Linked DNA regions of Homo sapiens: region 2 is linked to region 1. The links are chromatin loops, found by intact Hi-C in ENCODE. Cell type or tissue: OCI-LY7. All regions are shown on one strand. Links, peaks and the distances in the headings refer to the core of each region. The heading gives the core; the rest is flanking DNA.

What was found. Peaks named below come from ENCODE experiments on the same cell type or tissue, not always from the same donor. Only the 100,000 strongest peaks of a DNase experiment are listed, where the experiment ranks them.
Region 2: a loop joins it to region 1, with 3 times the contacts of the local background. A loop is called at or near these places in 18 of 110 quality-filtered maps.

Annotation. Positions count from the first base shown.
Region 1 is chr22:45,259,675-45,268,637 of GRCh38, forward strand. No RefSeq gene overlaps it. Among named protein-coding and RNA genes, the nearest start is that of UPK3A, 21 kb to the right of the region's middle. RefSeq lists enhancers at 3,676-3,725, 3,736-4,571, 3,996-4,185. In OCI-LY7, for the core only: a CTCF peak has its summit at 4,322; DNase peaks (open chromatin) are centred at 1,937, 3,367, 3,867, 4,277 and 1 weaker place; H3K4me3 peaks cover 3,055 bases; H3K27ac peaks cover 3,582 bases.
Region 2 is chr22:45,172,576-45,182,807 of GRCh38, forward strand. NUP50 (nucleoporin 50) reads left to right here. Exons shown (of 8, transcript NM_007172.4): 4 at 3,319-3,505; 5 at 5,663-6,325; 6 at 8,711-8,792. It overlaps LOC105373064 (a long non-coding RNA gene), which reads right to left. Exons shown (of 4, transcript NR_146602.1): 4 at 3,667-3,807. Among named protein-coding and RNA genes, the nearest start is that of NUP50, 14 kb to the left of the region's middle. In OCI-LY7, for the core only: no CTCF peak of the experiment used is centred there; no DNase peak of the experiment used is centred there.

The DNA of each region.
Region 1 (8,963 bases), core at 964-8,963:
GCCTTCTCATCCTCCCATCCAGTTCAGCCATCATTTCCCCAGGGCGGCCCCCAGGAATCCCTGAACCAGACCCTACTCCTGTCTTATCTGACTCCTTAGAACCCTGTTCCTGCCCTGAACCCCCTCCTTCCCCTCACAGCACCCAGTTTGATTCGTGGGTGTGACGGCTCTACTACTCTCTCACTCCCCCATGGCCTGCGGCCCTAGGAGTGGAGTGTGTCTGTCTGCTCACCAGTATAGTCCCATACCTGGCCCAGAGCTGACACATAGTAGGTGCTCCATGAACATATGCTGAGTTAGCAAATGCACGAGTGAGCCAGGATGAGGAGGAGAACTGTGTCACTGTACCACCGTCTGAGGGCTTTGCAAGTCGCTGCTGGCAAGAGGGAAGACAATGATAGAACAGCATGGCCCCCAGGGGGACAGGGCCAGCTGTGGGAGAACTGCTGCCCTGGTGGGCATCGGGGGGACAGTAACTATGGGGATCCCTGAGGTCACTGCCCAGAGTTCCCTCTAGGACACCTGGCTTTCCTGGCTGCTGTGGGCCATAGACAGAAAGGACAGGACAGGAGCGACAGAGAGCACTGTCTCTTTAAGAAGCAAGAATGTAGCCGAGCAAGGTGGCTTACGCCTATAATCCCAGCACTTTGGGAGGCCAAGGCAGGTGAATCACTTGAGCCCAGGAGTTCAAGACCAGCCTGGGCAACATGGAAAGACCCCCGTCTCCACAAAAAAAATACAAAAATTAGCCAGGCATGGTGGCACGTGCCTGTGGTTCCAGCTACTCGGGAAGCTGAGCTGGGAGGATTGCTCAAGCCTGGGAGGTTGAGGCTGCAGTGAGCCGTGATCACGCCATTGCACTCCAGCCTGGGCAACAGAGTGAGACCCTGTCTCAAAAAACAAAACAAAACAAAAAGAAGCAGCAAGAATGTGCTCGTTCTCCCTTATAGGTGCTGACTGAAGCTGCACGGGAACCACCAGGTCTAGGATAGAGGCAGGAAGGGCAAAGGTGGGGGGAACACCAGGGGAAGTGAGGGCTACAGGAAGAGGGGCCTTGGGGCTGGGTGCGGTGGCTCACGCCTGTAATTCCAGCACTTTGGGAGGCCGAAGTGGGCGGATCACCTGAGGTCAGGAGTTCAAGACCAGCCTGGCCAACATAGTGAAACCCTGTCTCTCCTAAAAATACAAAAGTTAGCCGGGTGTGGTGGCAGGCACCTGTAATCCCAGCACTTGGGAGGCTGAGGCAGGAGAATCGCTTGAACCCAGGAGGCAGAGGTTGCAGTGAGCCAAGATCGCGCCACGGCACTCCAGCCTGGGTGACAGAGTGAGACTTTGTCTCAAAAAAAAAAAAAAAAAAGAAAGGGGTTGGGGGAGGCTTCAGAACAAGGATGTGGGCTGCAGGCCCGACTTGTCTCCTGGCATGCTCAGCGATAGGCAGGTCCCCACATACCCTGGGCCTCAGTTTCCTCATCAGTAGGAGAAGGGGGCCCCTCATTCCTCCTGGATACTGAGAGCCACGAGGAAGTGGGGAGAGCCACACTCGGGGCTAGAATCCCAGCTCCACCAGCCCCTCGCTGGGTGAAGCGGCTCAGCCTCTGTGAGTCTCAGGTCCCTTCTCAGCAAAGTGGGGGTCATGGGGGCCGTGCTTCCCCATGGGGCTGTGCACACATTCCTTGCGGTCCTGCCTGGAAGCCTCTAGCACTTTCAATACAGGAATGGTTTTCATGGTCCGTTTTCCTTAAGACTCAGCACACAGAGACATCATTCATTCATTCTCCCCTCTTTCATCGTTGCCTGCCTCCTCAGGGTAGGCCCTTGATGGCTGGGTTCTGGGGACACCAAGTGCTCCCCACAGCCTGAGATATCAGTGGTTCATGGCTTGGCAGGCTGCCCTATGATTGAAGAAACAAGGAAGGGACAGGTGTGTGTACAGACGTCAGAGCAGCCAGGTGCAGAGGCAGGTGCGTGTACAGATGTAAGCGGGGTCAGGTGCCGATGTTATGGAATCTTTGGGGTGTCGCTTTTCTGGGCAGAAACCTCTGTGGCCAGTGGCATCTTTGTCTGAGTTTTGCTTGGGCCCACTGGGCTCATTCCGCCCACTTGTCCTGGCAGACTGCACTCGGCTCACACTATCGGCCTGGATCCCACGTCTACCAAGGGAGACTGCGTGGGGTGGTGACGGGTGTGTAAGCACGCGTGAGGTCCGGCCACTGCACAGTCAGACACGCCGGCTGCTGCAGTGGGGCAGGCAGCTCCGGGTGCCAGCATGGGCCCCAGCTCTCTGCGAGGCTACAGCTGGACCAGGCGCACTGCAAGCAGCTTCCACAGCTGGCACTGGGGAACACAGTGGCTCTCAGAAGCTTGGAGATGCCAGAAACCACAGGGACCCAAAGAGGGCATCACAGCCCTGGCTTGGGAGACTCCCCGGTCTGGGCTCCCCAAAGGGCTGCAGCTCTTCCTTCCTTCTCTTCCCCTGCAACGTGGCCAGCAAGGGGCATGTCTCAGCACTGTTTGTGTTATAGCTCTTTTAGCCTTATTCAGTGGGTCCCAAGTTCTTGTCCTCCACTCAGGAAGAATGAGGTACGGAAACAAGAGGGTGAGCAAGACGAAGAGGAGCTTTATTGAGTGACAATAGCTCAGAGGAGGCCCTGGAGAGGGCAGTTCCTCACTACAGCTGGTCATCCGACGTCTGCTCAGCTCTGGCTGAGCCTGGGGCTTCTGTCAGCCTCAGAGAGGGGGAAGTTCATGCTGACTGGTCCATGGGCGGCCATGGGCAGGCCCAGAAAAGGCAACACAAGTTCGCACTCCAGTCCACGGCACTGACAGCCTGGCCCCCAGCCTTCAGGGCCTCCCTGGCCTGAAGGTGGGCCTCACCAGGGACTCACCCCCTTCTGCCCAGAAACCTGTCTGCCTCCTGCTGCCATTCATGGCGCCCAGGCTATAGGTACCAAGGGGCGTCTGCAGGCCACTGCCAAGCTGCCCTCAGTTCCTCCTCAGCTTCATTCCTATGCTCATCAGTGCCCAAAATCTGGAGAGGGCTGAGACGGCAGGGGGCTGGCATGTCAGCACTGCCCTGAGTGTGTGCACACCTGGCTGGGCTGTGACAAAACCCAGGCTCGGCCCCAATTTTGCCCCAAGATCAGAGCAGGTGCCGACAGCAAGGAGAAGCCAGGCAGTGGGAGCAGGCATTTCCAAGCCTGTGAGGGCAGGGGGGCCTTCCAGGGCCCCCAAGAGTGCAGAGATGCCTGGGTCCGCAGTGGCAGTTAGGGCCGGTGCAGCTATGTGGGATGTGGGGCAGGACTCCAGCCTGCTCCGTGGAGCGGGAGGCCCCGGTCTGCAGCTGTGGTTTGGGCGGCTGCAGCTGCACCTGGGAGGGTGGGGTTCCCACCTGCTCCCAGGCTCCGAGAGCACAGGGATGCCTGGGTCCACAGCCGTGGCTTGGGCAGCTGCAGCGGCATGCAGGGAGCTGCCACCCCGACTCAGAATGGGAGAGGCTCCTGCCTGTCCCCAGCTCCTGCCAGTTCCATGGAACATGCAGCCCCAGCCGTGCCTCCCTGCTGCAGCTGGTGTGACAGCAGCAGCCGCTCCAGATGGCCTGCCACTGCCACCACTGAGACAGGTGTGTGTATAGAGGTCCATTTTATTCAGGCTGGCGAAGGAAGGCTTCTCAGGGGAGGTGGCCCTTGGGCTTCCTCCAGATGCTCTGGAGTCCTCAGTGTCTGACTCCGGCAAGTCTTTCTGAAGAACAAGCAAAGCTCTTTCTCTTGCCACCGCCAAAACATTTCCAAGGGACTCTTCAGAAGAGAGTCAGTCTGCACAGCTCCCCTGGGGCCTGGGCGGTGGGGGCAGAGATCTTATCCAACTTCTCAAATGAGATTCTGCAGGCTCCAGTGACTCGCTGGAGGTCACCCAGCTGGTAAGAAGAGGAACTGGAACTTAACCTCAGGGCTTCCACCCCGGCTCCTTCTTCTGCTCCACAAATGCAGCCCAAGCCTTGAGGGCAGTGAATAGGTCAAGGGCCAGGACAGTAGCCTGGAGCCACCCCACGAGGGTGTGGGAACCGAGGGCGGGGTGGCATGGTGAACATGGAGGAGGGAAGCCCCTATTTTTCCTGAATCCCATGCCCTGGGATCCCAGAGCAAGGCTGGCCAGGGCTGACCTTCCTTCTCATTGCAGCATCTGCTCTCAGGGCCAAGGATTGCTCTGATGACAGACTACAGGCAGAGCGAGTGGCCGGCAGGAGCCACGTGCTTCCGGAGCCTCCTGCGGCCACCCCTGCCTCCGCACTCCCCCTACAGTCCACCTCGACACAGCAGCCCAGGCCACGTTTCCAAAGCCAAAGTCAGATCATGCCATTCCTGTTCTCATCTCACACAGAATAAAACCTCAATTCTTGTCTCCGCCTGCAAGTCCCTGTACAATCCGGCGCCTGCTGATCTCATCAAGCTCTCCTGGAACCAAATCACCAGAGCAACACCATGGCAGGGGCCTCCCTCTCAGAGGAGGAGGCATTGACAGGAGATGATCTCAGGGCAGACAGTTCTAGACCAGGACAGAGCTGGAGCTGAGGCCTGAGGCAGCAGGTGCCTAGCCAGGGGCCAGCAAGGAGGTCTGAGTGCTGGAGGTCAATGTTAGAAAATAGTCGGGGCCCAGACCAGGCAGCCCATGAATGGGTTTTTCTTTGGTTCACACAGTATATTACAAAACGGACCCACACATATGTAGTTAACTGAATTTGTTTGTTTGTTTGTTTTTGAGAGAGTCTCTTGCTCTCTTGCCGAGGCTGGAGTCCAATGGTGCAATCTCGGCTCACTGCAACCTCTTGGGTTCAAGTGATTCCCCTGCCTCAGCCTCCCGAGTAGCTGGGACTACAGGCACACACCATACCTGGCTCATTTTTGTAATTTTAGTAGAGACAGGGTTTCACCATGTTGGCCAAGCTGGTCTTGAACTCCTGACCTCAAGTGATCCACCTGCCTTGGCCTCCCAAAGTGCTGGGATTACAGGCGTGAGCCACAGTGCCTGACCAAATTAACTGATTTTTGACCAAAGTGATGAAGCAACTCGGTGGGGAAAGGAAAGTGTTTCCACAAAAAGTGTTGGATCAACTGGACGTCCATATATATATAAAAAAATGAACTTCCACACTTACTTCATACTACATACTAAAATTAATTTGGGGCTGGGTGCAGTGGCTCACACCTGTAATCCCAACACTTTGGGAGGCTGAGGTGGGTGGATCACAAGGTCAGGAGTTTGAGACTAGCCTAACCAACATGGTGAAACCCCATCTCTACTAAACATACAAAAATTAGCCGGGTGTGGTGGCACTCACCTGTAATCCCAGCTACTCAGGAGGCTGAGGCAGGAGAATGGCTTGAACCCAGGAGGTAGAGCTTGCAGTGAGCCAAGATCACACCACTACACTCCAGACTGGGTGACAGAGCGAGACTCCATCTCAAAATAAATAAATAAATAAATAAATTTGGGGGAGTCTATAAAATGGACCACAGACCTAAATGGAAGAGTTAAAACTGTGAAACTTTTACAGGAAAACAGCAGAAAATCTTAGTAACCTTGAGTTAGACAGAGGCTTCTGAAATAGCACACAAAAAGCACAAATTATAAAAGGGATAATTGATAAATTGGACTTTATCCAAATTAAAATTTTTTGGTTTTTGCAAAGCATACATCCAACAAAGGACTTGTATCTCGAACACTTTCTCAGCTTTTTTCCATTCCCTTCCTCATCCAAGGAATATTTTTAGACAATCCTTCCTAATCACCCCCATGGAAATTTAATACACAGGTACCCGTTTATGTATTGTGCGTTTATTGTGCTTTGTACATAAAGAGCACAATTTTTTCATTTCACGAGAACCAATTTTTTCCCATTGGGGGCAATTTTGCCTTCATTGAAAATGCATGATCAGGCCAGACACAGTGGTACACGCCTGTTGTAATCCCAGCGCTTTCAGAGGCAGAGGCAGGCAAATCACTTGAGCTCAGGAGTTTGAGACCAATCTGGACAATATGGTGAAACTCTGTTATCTACAAAAAAGTAAAAAAACTAGCCGGGTGTGGTGGTGCATGCCTGTGGTCCCAGCTACCCAGAAGGCTGTGGTGGGAAGTTCACCCGAGCCCTGGAGGTCGAGGCTGCAATGAGCCACTGCACTCCAGCCCGGGCAACAGAATGAGACCTTGTCAAAAAAAAAAAGAAGAAGAAGAAGAAAATACATGATCTAGAATATTAAAAAAACTCTTATAGTAAACAATAACAACCCATTCTTTTTTTATTTTTAATGGGCAAAAAATTTGAATAAACTTTTCACCAAATAAGATATACAGATGACGAAAATGAAAAGAAGTTCAAAACCATGAGTTCTGGGCGGGCACAGTGGCTCACACCTGTAAGCCCAGCACTTTGGGAGGCCGATGCGGGAGGATCACAAGGTCAGGAGTTTGAGACCAGCCCATCCAACATGGTGAAACCCTGTCTCTACTAAAAATACAAAAATTGGCTGGGCGAAGTGGTTCACGCCTGTAATCCCAGAACTTTGGAAGGCCGAGGCAGGTGGATCACGAGGTCAGGAGTTCGAGACCAGCCTGGCCAAGATGGTGAAACCCTGTCTCTACTAAAAATACAAAAATTAGCTGTGCGCAGTGGCAGGTGCCTGTAATCCCAGCTACTTGGGAGGCTGAGGCAGGAGAATCACTTGAACTCATAAGGCAGAGGTTGCAGTGAGCTGAGATCACGCCACTGCGCTCTAACCTGGGTAACAGAGTGAGACTCCATCTCAAAATAATAATAATAATAATACAGAAATTAGCCTGGTGTAATGCTGCATGCCTATAATCCCAGCTACTCGGGAGGCTGAGGCAGGAGAATCACTTGAACCTAGGAGGCGGAGGTTGCAATGAGCCAAGATTGCGCCATTGCACTCCAGCCAGGGCAACAAGAACAAAACTCTGTCTCAAAAAAAAAAAAAAAAAAAAAAAAAAGATTCCCTAGGGAATGAGATGTTACAGTGAGACACCACTATACATATACCAGAATGGCCAAAATGAAGAAGACTGAACACACTAAGTGTTGGTGAGGATGTGGAGGAACTGGAATTCTCACGCACTGCTGGTGGGAATGTAAATGGATATCCACTGAAAGACAATTTGACAGTTTCTTAAAAAGTTGAACACATGCCTGCCACATGGCCCAGCCATTGTACTCTTAGGTATTTATCCAACTGAAATGAGAGCACATGTCCACATGGAGACTTGAACAGGAAGGTTCATAGCAGCTTTAGAGCTAAAATTTTAAAAGCGCCCATTAACAGGTGAACGGATCAGCTAACTGCATATCCAGTTGCATATCCTACAATTGGATACTACTCGGCAATAAAAAGGAATGAACTATTAATGGCATCTAAGAAAATGGATGAACCCCAAAATAGTTATGCTGAGTGAAAGAAGCCAGACCAAAAAAGAACACATGTTATGATTCCACTTACATGAAATTCTGAAAATCTCAGTCTCATCTATAGTGACAGAAGCAGACCAGTGGTTGCTTGGGGGTGGGATGGGGGTGGGGTGGAGGAGAGGGGAGGGGGGATGAAGAGGGAATGGATTACAAAGGGACAAGGACATACTTTTTCTTTTTCTTTTCTTTTCTTTTTTTTTTTTTTTGAGACGGAGTCTCACTCTGTCACACAGGCTGGAGTGCAGTGGTGCGATCTCGGCTCACTGCAACCTCTGCGTCCGGCGTTCAAGCGATTTTCCTGCCTCAGTCTCCGAAGTAGCTGGGATTACAGGCACCTGCCACCACACCAGCTAATTTTTGTATTTTTAGTAGAGACGGGTTTTCGCCATGTTTGGTCAGGCCGGTTTCAAACTCCTGACCTCAGGTGATCCATCTGCCTCAGCCTCCCAAAGTGCTGGGATTACAGGCGTGAGCCACCGGGCCCCGCCAGGGGCACACTTTTGGGAGTGACGGAAATGGTCATTATCTTACTGTGGTGATGGAGTCACAGAATATACATCTATATTCAAAACTCATCAAATTGTATACTTCAAATATGTGTGATTTATTTTATTTTATTATTTTATTTTGAGACAGGGTCTTGCTTTGCCACCCAGGCTGGAGTTCAGGGGCACTATCATAGCTCACTGTAGCCTTGAACTCCTGGGCTCAAGCAATCTTCCTGCCTCAGCCTCCCGAGTAGCTGGGATTACAGGCACGCGCCACCACACCCAGCTAATCTTTTATTTTTGTGGAGATGAGGTCTCACTATGTTGCCCAGGCTGGTCTTGAACTCCTGGGCTCAAATGATCCTCCCGCCCATGTCCACGCATGGTCCTTCCCTCTGCCGCACACAGAGGAAGGACCTGGGGCAAGAGGATCTGTGGGAGCTGAGTGGGGGAGCCTAGGAGAGAGGGGGTCCGAAAGAGGGGGTGGAAGGGAGAGGATGCATGCCCCGCCACTGCTGGGCTTCCTGTCCCCCTCTCCCTCCCCGCCAGCCTGCAGCCTTCCAACCGCTGCCCCTGCCCCTCCGCTCAGACCTTCCCCGAGCTCCAAAACCGTCCTGGGCTGCCAGGCCCCGCCCCGTCGCCCCCCATCCTCCACCCCCTGCCCCTTGCTGACCTCATCACCCAGCCCTCTCCCCTCCCTCCTCCTGACAGCCGCCGGTGAGGTTCCCTCTGCCTGGAAGATCTTCCCAGTCTCCCCAACCTCCCTCTGTCCCCTCCTCCAGGTCCCCGCACAGTCCCTTCTGGTGAGGCCACCGACGCAAGCCCCGCCTCCACCCGCTCACCCCTCACTCGCCCCCATCCCCGTCACCCGCCCCACTCCCCTCACCCGCTTCCCTCACCCCTCACCCTCCCCTATCTCCCTGGCCCGCCCCCACCCCCCTCACCTCTCACCCGCCCCCACCCCCGTCACTCCTCACCCGCCCCCATCCCCCTCGCCCGCC
Region 2 (10,232 bases), core at 1,220-9,219, 87 kb before region 1:
GGGACATGCAAGCTTATTTCCCTTTTATTTCCAAAAAAAAAGGATAGGAAAGGTGTATCATTCACACTTTGAGAAGCAATGAAAAGAAATTGTTATTACAAAAATATTCATTACATTGCCAAAGTTTTGATCATAAAATGTATTAAAGTTTGAAAACGTAAGGAAGGGAGCCAGGTAGGTGGCAGTGGTGGGGAGGCAGTCAGTAAGACGTTTACAACAGCCAGTCACTCAGAGCGTCTCATAAATGGTGGTATGTGTTAATGGGAAAACAATTCAAATTATAAAAATAAAGTATTCGCAATTTTCCTAAAATATATTACTGTATATACCAATATAGTGTAATTCGAGGCAGAGATACGTAATCCTACATGAAATCGATTCTCAGGTGGTTCTGGGTAGTCTTGAACGTCTTTAGGATGCCATGGCTAATGTCATAAGTGTGTGCTCTTTCTCTGCTCCATTGCATGCTTCAGATGCATGAGAGGAGCTTCATTTCCTGACGTTGTAAAAGCTCTTTCATGTAGAATTCAGGTTAACGGGTTGCACTGCCAAGAAAGGAAGTAGGTACAGAGGAAGCATATCTCAGATCCAAGCTAGAGATTAGGTCTTGTGTTTTGTAATTAATTAATTATATTTTGCTTAAAAATTGTATTTCTTATTTGACAAAAATTATATACTTATGGTGTACAACATGGTCTTATTTTCAGATGCATAATACATTTCTACCTGCCTGTTGTACAGTAAACCTCTTGAACTTCAGGTGTTTTTTTTTTTTTTTTGTCTGGTTTGATTTTATGAATTGCCTTGACTGGTGACTAGGTGGTAGACGTAGGTGTTGAGCTGAGTGATATTTGATGGCTCTTTCACTGGGAAGATACATGGGGGGAGGGACAGTTTAATTAAGGAGGAAATGGTTGGTCTTGGAAATGCTGTATTTGAAAGGCCTTGGTACACTCAAGTGGAGTGCCCTGGAAGACCACTAGGTATACAACAGGAATTATGGCAAGGATGGGCACAGCTCCGGCAGCTTTCGTCATGTGGGGGATTGAGGCCATGGGAATGGGCGACAGGAGGCATGCAGGTGGAGGGTCCTACGAGGAGTGAGAAACAAAGCTCACTGCAGAAGCCAAGGGAAGCCATTCTGAAGGAGGGGCAGTCACCTGTGCAACCGAAGGAAGTTCAAGAGGTAGAAATAGTACAGACCATAATCTACAACTTAAGCTGAAGGGATGAGGGAAGGAGAGGGCAGGAGCCCTTGGGCAACTAAGGGAAATTAAGTGTAGGTGGATAATAGAAATCCACAGATAATTTTAGCTGTAACTCTTAGCCTGAAGTTTTCATATATTAGGACAATTAAATGTCATGTCACCCACCAGAATGCTGAAATGCGGCTTTTCCTAAATAGTGGATTCAGTAGATCTGCTAAGCACTGGAGATGTATTGGTGAGTAAAAAAGACCAAAATCATCTTGCCCTATGGAAGAGAACAAATACATAGTATTAATTTTTCCTCTGTAAGTGCCATGGGGAACAGTAAAACCAATGAGGGAAATTGAGGGATGTGGGGCTGTGTCAGTGCCCATGGAGGAGCCCACATGGGTATTTTCCCTTTTTTTTTTTTTTTTGAGACAGGGTCTTTGTCGCCCAGGGTGGAGTGCGGTGGCACAATCTTGACTCTCTGCAACCGCCGCCTCCTGAGCTGAAGCAATCCTCCTGCCTCAGCCTCCTGAGTAGCTGGGACTACAGGCATGCGCCACCACACCCAGCTAATTTTTGCATTTTTGTAGACAGGGGGTCTCACTCTGTTGCCCAGGGTGGTTTCAAACTCCTGGGCTCAAGTGACCTGAATGTCTCGGCCTCCCAAAGTACTGGTATTATAGGCATGAGCCACCACACCTGGCCCCTTGATGAATATCTTAATCAACTTTTACTCTCATTTTTCTGAATATCTTTTTTTTGTTTAACTTGTGGTTCTTGAATTTTTGTTGTGATTCTAGAGCCAATTTACTATCAGCAATTTCTAAAATCCCTACAAGTGACTTTTAACTTTGTGCAAAATCGGAGGCTCTGAAAAGCCACTTAATGGCTTTATAGTTTGTCCATGAATCATTGTTTTAAAATGACAGCTATCAGTGTGGCGGGTTTGGAATTTTAAATGATGAAAAATCAAATGTAGAGCAACAGAATCTAAGCTCTGTTTATTATGTGCATTAAAACTCATACAAGTTACAATTTTCCATTCTTTGCCTCATTTTATTGCCTTAAATATATCAGTGGTCAGTAAACATCTGAAATTCTGTAGATGAGATTGAAACTTTGGTTTTGGAAAAACATGCAGTAATATTTAGGCTGACTGGCCCATTTAGTAAATGAAGGGGTTCCAGTTTAATTTTTTTTTTTTTCTGGTGAAATCATGGTTATAATTCACTCATGTGGAAACTTAAGATTTGTGAACTGTCTCTTAGATGTTCGGTCTAAGAAGCAGATCACTTCCTATAATGTAATCACTTCTTCGAACAACAACAAAAAAGGGCTTCTAAAAATTGTGGTGAGTTTATTTAGCAAAGCACTATAAACCGAGGAACCTTTCTCCAAAAGTTCCAGGGGCAGAGAGGAGCTTTAGAATTCATACGGAATGCCACACATTTCCAGAGCATCTTAGGTTAGAGATGTGAGCAGGCTAGCACAAAGGGAAAAGGCCTACTAGAAAAACCTTGTTAAAACAATCGAGTTTAAGGAAGCAGTGAGGAAAAGGAGAGTAAGAAGTTGTCCCGGGTTGTTCAGCTAACAGGAACATGTAGATTTGAGACTCGATCATCTAAGTTTTTGTAGGCTGAAAGCAGTTGCAAGCCACAGATGTTAAGAAATTAGGCAAATGGATATTTTTAGTTAACCTACCTTGATGTTTTTATCATTTCTTTAGGCAGTAAATGGTCTTTGACTGAGTAGTACATGAAGTATCTTTCATTTGGGATTTAGTTTTATTGAGCCGCTTCAGTAATTCTGAGGCTGGGTGGTGGGTACATAGGTTTATTGCATTAGTCTTTCTTACCTTTTATGTCCTAAAAATACACATAATATATTTTTTAAATGTCCTTCCTGCCTGTTTCAGGAAAGCAGCTTTGGGTTGCAAAGCTGTTCTTATGAATACAATCTTCCCATCTCATTTCTTATTTCTGCTTGTGCCAGCAGTTTGCCTTATAACGCTGACTGCATGTGGAGTCTAGGTGCTGTTTAGCCAAGATGCTGTTGTCACTCACTTGCTTTTTGGTAATAGAAAGTACACTTACCTAATGTGTGCTCCTCCTTCATACTTCAGTCTGACACTGGAGGAGCCTTTAAAGGTTTTAAAGGTTTGGTGGTACCTTCTGGAGGAGGACGCTTTTCTGGATTTGGTAGTGGCGCTGGAGGGAAGCCTTTGGAAGGACTGTCGAATGGAAACAACATAACCAGTGCCCCTCCCTTCGCCAGTGCAAAGGCAGCGGCAGATCCCAAGGTAGCCTTTGGTAAGTAGCTCCCATCCCCCAGCCGCCTGTGTAAGTATCATCTATGGAAAATAGCTTTACAAAGATGTTTTTCTTATAGCTACCCTGTGTCTTGGAACTGTGTGAGCAAAACCAGGGTGATAATGAAAGAGATGGAACTTAGGGAGGTGTCGGTTACTTACAGAGTAAGTGGGTAGAGCACAGGCTTTTGATCCAAAACATCTCAGCTTTGTTCTCAGCTCTGCTGGCTACCAGTTGTGTGACCCTGGCCTCTAGGCCTCAGAATGTTCAATTTTGAAAGGAGAGTGGCCCTCAGAATTGACCTAGAGTCGAGAGAGAAAAGAAAATGCTATGTAGACCCTTTGTGTGCCAAGGGCTTTCTGTGTGCCTCGCACCAAACTGGCTACTGGGAACTCAGATGCGGTTCTCCGTGGCCAGGGTGCCTCCCACGCTAGGTTTGTTTGGGTATGGGATGTGTTGATTGCCTGATCCTGTTTTGAGGGAGTCAGTCAAAAACTCTTGGAATTAGCAACAGAGAATAGGATCACGGGTTAAAAGCTTGGAAATGATCCTGACTGGTTGGGTTGTATTTAGCTGATTATTCTGAGAGTATATACTGTTTGATTTTAATTTGGCAGAATGTTTAGTGTGATGTAAAATAAGTGTTCTCTGTTAAGTTTTGTTGTTGTTGTTGTTTTTTCTAAGTTGGAGTCTTGCTCTGTCACCAGGATGGAATGCAGTGGCGCGACCTCTGCTCACTGCAGCCTCCGCCTCTGGGTTTAAGCGATTCTCCTGCCTCAGCCTCCCGAGTAGCTGGGACTACAGGCATGCACCACCATGCCCAGCTAATTTTTGTAATTTTAGTAGAGACGGGGTTTCACCATGTTGGCCAGGATGGTCTTGATCTCTTGACCTTGTGATCCACCTGCCTTGGCCTCCCAAAGTGCTGGGATTACATCCGCGAGCCACTGTGCCCGGCCTCTGTTAAGATTTTTAACTACAGCCATCCCCTAGTATCCTGGGGATTGGTTTCAGCACCCCCTTGGATGTTCAAGTCCCATAGTCAGACCAGCATAACTCTTAGATAGGAAAAGTGAGTGTTCGTATCCACTGGTTTCTCATCCCCAGAGTACTGCATTGAGACAGGGTCTCGCTCTGTCACCTAGGCTGGAGTGTATTGGTGTGGTCTTGGCTCACTGCAGCCACAACCTCCCGAGCTCAAGTGATCCTCCCCCATCAGCCTCCCCAGTAGCTGGGATTATAGGTACACACCACCACACTCAGCTAATTTTTACATTTTTTGTAGAGATGGGGTTTTGCCATGTTGCCCAGGCTGGTCTCAAACTCCTGAGCTCAAGCGATTTGCCCACCTCAGCCTCCCAAAGTGTTGGGATTACATGCGTGAGCCACCACACCTGGCTGAGGACTGCATTTCACAGGTGTAGAACCTGCAGGTACAGAGGGGCGACTGTACTTTAATACTGTTCATCCCAACAACCTTGGGGATTAAGTGTTAATGCTGACCTGCTGTTCTAACAGTGCTGTTTGAAATAGGCATCCTTTTGTCTACTGCCACACCACCCTCGACGCGCCCGATCACATCTCAGATAGGCGTCCTTTTGAAGGAAAAGATTATTTTTAAAATGTGTAGAGCAAGCATATGGTGGTTAGTGTTCTTGTATAAACTTTGACTTGATCTTTATTCATCGGCTTTACTGATAACTGGTTACTAAATTCTACTCCTTGAACACATACTTTTTGAGCGGTCACAAAAATAGGGCACAGTAGGTCGGGCGCAGTGGCTCACGCTTGTAATCCCAGCACTTTGGGAGTCCGAGGCGGGCAGATCATGAGGTCAGGAGTTCAAGACCAGCCTGGCCAACATGACGAAACCCCATCTCTACTAAAATACAAAAATTAGCCGGGTGTGGTGGCGGGTGCCCGTAATCCCACCTACTCGGGAGGTTGAGGCAGGAGAATCGCTTGAACCTGGGAGGCAGAGGTTGCAGTGAGCCAAGATCGTGCCACGGCACTCCAGCCTGGGTGACAGAGCAAGACTGTCTTGGTGTGGGGGGAGATACAGTAAAAGCAGAAAGTATGAAGGCAGAGTGGCAAAAAAATCTAGATGATTTAATCAAATTAGGCTAAATAAATGGTTCAATTATTAACTTTCTATAGGTTCTCTTGCTGCAAATGGCCCTACCACCTTGGTTGATAAAGTTTCAAATCCCAAAACTAATGGGGACAGTCAGCAGCCCTCCTCCTCTGGCCTTGCTTCCAGTAAAGCTTGTGTCGGAAATGCCTATCACAAGCAGTTGGCCGCCTTGAACTGCTCCGTGCGGGATTGGATAGTGAAGCACGTGAATACAAACCCCCTCTGTGATCTGACACCTATCTTTAAAGACTATGAGAAATATTTAGCAAACATTGAACAGCAACACGGGAACAGTGGCAGGAATTCTGAAAGTGAATCTAACAAAGTGGCAGCTGAAACACAGTCTCCTTCCCTTTTTGGCTCAACAAAATTACAGCAAGAGTCAACGTTTTTGTTTCATGGCAACAAAACTGAAGATACACCTGACAAGAAGATGGAGGTGGCATCTGAAAAGAAAACGGACCCATCATCACTAGGAGCGACAAGTGCCTCATTTAATTTCGGCAAGAAAGTTGATAGCTCTGTTTTGGGCTCATTAAGCTCTGTCCCCCTGACTGGATTTTCTTTCTCCCCTGGAAACTCCAGTTTATTTGGCAAAGATACTACCCAGAGTAAACCAGTCTCTTCACCATTTCCCACTAAACCATTGGAGGGCCAAGCAGAAGGTGACAGTGGTGAATGCAAAGGTAAGTACCAGCTTTGTCGTTGAGTCGAGGTTTGCATAAGATTCTTGTTTCTTGGGAAACCCAGAGACTTTGATTCCAAATATGAGTCTGGATTCACATTGAGACGTTGTTCTCTCCATGTGTGATCTCAGACAGAGCTAATCAGCTTCTCTGAGTTTCAGATTCCTGCTTTATAAAAGAGTAAGACTTTTGTAGGGTTGTTTATAAGGATTAAAAATAAAATGAATTTGAAAACACCTGACTTTGAAAAGTCTCAAACACACATGGTTTAGCATATAAAAAACAAGTGAATTAAAGACGTTTTTTGAAAATTGTGTTTTTGGAAAAGTTCATCAAGTTCATCATGAATGTCCCCTGAATTGATTTGTACTTAGGAGATCTCACTGTAAATAAAGTCATGTGGCAAAACAGTACTTGACTATACATTACAAATGTAGACTTTTCATAGCCATAGAGAAGAAATCAACATTGTTTTCCTCCTGTGGGTTTGGAGGCGCCTCCTTTCCAGAGCGTGGCAGTGGTGTCTAAGTGATGTTTCCTGTGTGTATCGTCAGTGCCCCAGACAAGGCACAAGGTCTGGGCCCTCCAGACCTCTGTTGTTAGCTTAAAAAGTGGGGTGATGTCATGATGCTGCTTCCTCACATGGTGGTTGTGAACAGGTGATGTCTGTGAAGACACCTACTTCTAAGCAGTTGAAAGTGAGGCCAGGTGAGGTGGCCCACACCTGTAATCCCAGCACTTCGGGAGGCCAAAGTGGAAGGCTCACCTGAGGCCAGGAGTTTGAGACCAGCCTGGGCAACATAGCAAGACCCCATCTCTACAAAAATTTTTAAAAATTAGCCAGGCCAGGTGGTGGGCGCCTGTAGTCACAGCTACTCTAGAGGCTGAGGTGGGAGTATCTCGAGCTCAGAAGTTCAAGGTTGCCATGAGCCGTGGTTGCATCACTGCACTCCAGCCTGGGCAGCACAGACCTTGCCTCAACAAAAGAAAAAGTGTACTTCTCAGACATATGGACATACTGATCCTTGAGGAAGAAAACTGCATTTGCCAATTTGCCTCTGAAATATTACGGTTTTCTATCAGGAGTCTAGACTTCCATTACTGTTTTGCCTTGCCCTGCTTTCAAGTATATCCTCAGGCACGGGCCCTCTGGGCACAGGGTGAAATAAGGGTCTCCCCTTTTCTTTCTTCTCTGCCTCCCATAAATAAAACAAATGGGGAGTCTTTCCTGAGGCAGGCACTGGGGATTTGAATCGAGTCCCAGTGGAGGCAGGATGCCCCTCAGTGAGCGCCTGTTCCTTGTCCCTTGGTTATCACAGTTTAAGCATCAGAAGACTCGGGAGATTGGAGGGATAAGACGGACAGTCGTGTGACCTAATCATCTGAGCATCACAGTTGTTTTTCTTAGAATTGCTTTTTGGTGAGTTTTTATGCAACTGCCGTTCTCTTTAAGAGGATCCTTTTATATATGTGGGGTTTTTTATTTTTTTGAGACAGGGTCTCGTTCTGTCACCCAGGCTAGTAGTGCAGTGACGCAATCATAGCTCACTACAGCCTCTACCTCCTGGGGTGAAGCAATCCTCCCACTTCAGTCTGCCAAGTAGCTGGGTCCACAGGCACGTACCGCCACACCTGGTTAACTTTTTTATTTTTTGTAGAGATGGGGGGCGTCTCACCATGTTGACCAGACTGGTGTTGAACTCCTGGGCTCAAGCGATCTTCCTGCCTTGGCCCTGCAGCGTGCTGGGATTACAGGCGTGAGCCACTGTACACAGCCTAATACATGTGTTTAAATGATGGCCTAGGTCTCCCGTGTTTGGGAGACCCCGTTAGTGGGGATACCTTTGGTACCAGAGCAGTGACCCATGTGGCAATTCAGACAAAGCTTAAATTACTTACACTGGGGCTTTGGAATGATTTTTCTGACAACTTGTCCCCTGTTAAAAAAAAAAAAAGTATTTTTCTATCTTTGGCTATTACTGATACTTGTAGATGTAGTCACAGGAATATTCAGGGGTGAAGGTGTTAAAAACTCATCCGAGATGGAATTTTCCAGTGGGTAATTTGCATATAGAGTGTTGATTTTTTTTTTCTGTCATAAGCATGGAGATTTTTCCATTTTAAGGTTTTCTATATATTGGAAGTTATTTTAGAATTAAGAGGTATGTTCCCATTAAAAGGGATTCTTATTTTTCACAAAATAGTTAAAATCCTGCAGGTACTCCCTTCTGGCATCCCCCCCCCCCCCCATTAAGTGTGCATTTTAGTCTGTCAGTTTACATGGAGTGCTCCGGTGGAGGTTTAGGGTGTTACGTAACAAAACTTCAGTCACTTCTTTAAGCTCTGGATTGGAATCTTACTGAATTATTGTCATTTTTATAAAAGGTGGAGATGAAGAAGAGAATGATGAGCCACCCAAAGTAGTAGTTACCGAAGTAAAAGAAGAAGATGCTTTTTACTCCAAAAAGTAAGAATCCCCACAACCTGCTGGCGCATGTGTTTTGCAGGCATGGTGGCATGCTTCAGGCTGGAGAATGTCCTCACGGCACTTGACTGAGCTTCCAGTCTCGGGGTCAAGCTTTGCCTGCTCTCAAGTGGAACAGGAAAGAATTCTTGGCCAGTTTATTTAAAAATCCAGTTCTAGAAATGTCCTGGTGGGCAGGTCTCACTCTTTTCTGTCACTTTAGCTCTTTTAAAGTGCTTTAGAGACAGGATCTTCCATGATCTTCCCAACCCCATCCCATCCCATCCCATTCCATCCCGTCTTCTCTCCCTGTGTCTTTCTCCCTCCCCTTCCTCCTCCCCAACAAAGAAATCGCAGAGTCAGTCAGTGATTTCAGGTTTGGCCTCAGAAGGCATCTCTCATCCCTTCCTGGAGACTTGGTTGGCCTTTCTGGATTTTCTCATAGTCAAAAAGTTAAGCACAGTAACCGTCCCTTCCTGTTGAGGACTTATAAAAACTTTCATCTTCCTTTCAATTAAATGAGATTAGTTTTTACAAAGATATTTGCTGAAAAAACATCTGTGCCATTTCAGAAGCTTTCAAAGATGTGTTTTTGTAATGCAAAAATTTCCGAATAATGAGCCAGCAGTTTTCCATGAACAGGTCACCACATCCTGTGGGATTCCCAGGTGTTAGTTTCAAGAACTTTTAAAAGAGGCCAACAATTTCTTCTGTGTTTAAATTTCATTACTCACATGACATAAAGGAGTGACCCAACTTTAAGATTTTTTTTTTTTTTAATTAGAATCAAATGAGGCCAGGCATGGTGGCTCATGCCTGTAATCCCAGCACTTTGGGAGGCTGAGACAGGCAGATCACCTGAGGTCAGGAGTTCCAGACAAACCTGGCCAACATGGTGAAATCCCGTCTCTACTAAAAATATGAAAATTAGCCTAATGTGGTGGCGCACGCCTGTAATCCCAGCTGTTTGGGAGGCTGAGGCATGAGAATTGCTTGAACCCTGAGAAGCAGAGGTTGCAGTGAGCCAAGATCATGCCACTGCACTCCAGCCTGGGCCACAGAGTAAGACTGTCTCAAAAGAAATACATAAATCAATACATGAGCCATGGTTTTGTATTAATAACCTCAGGAGATGCATAGCACAGGAGGCTGGGAAGATATTTGATTACTTTGTTATTAGTTAGACCCTACCCAAGAATGTTTTCCAAATTTATTTAAAAATGTTGTGCAATCAAAAACTGAAAGAGCCTTGAGGTTTGTTTTTTTTTTTTTTTTTTTGAGACGGAGTCTCTTTCTGTCACCCAGGCTGGAGTGCAGTGGCACAATCTCGGCTCACTGCAAGCTCCGCCTCCCAGGTTCATGCCATTCTCCTGCCTCAGCCTCCCGAGTAGCTGGGACTACAGGTGCCCGCCACCACGCTCAGCTAATTTTTTGTATTTTTAG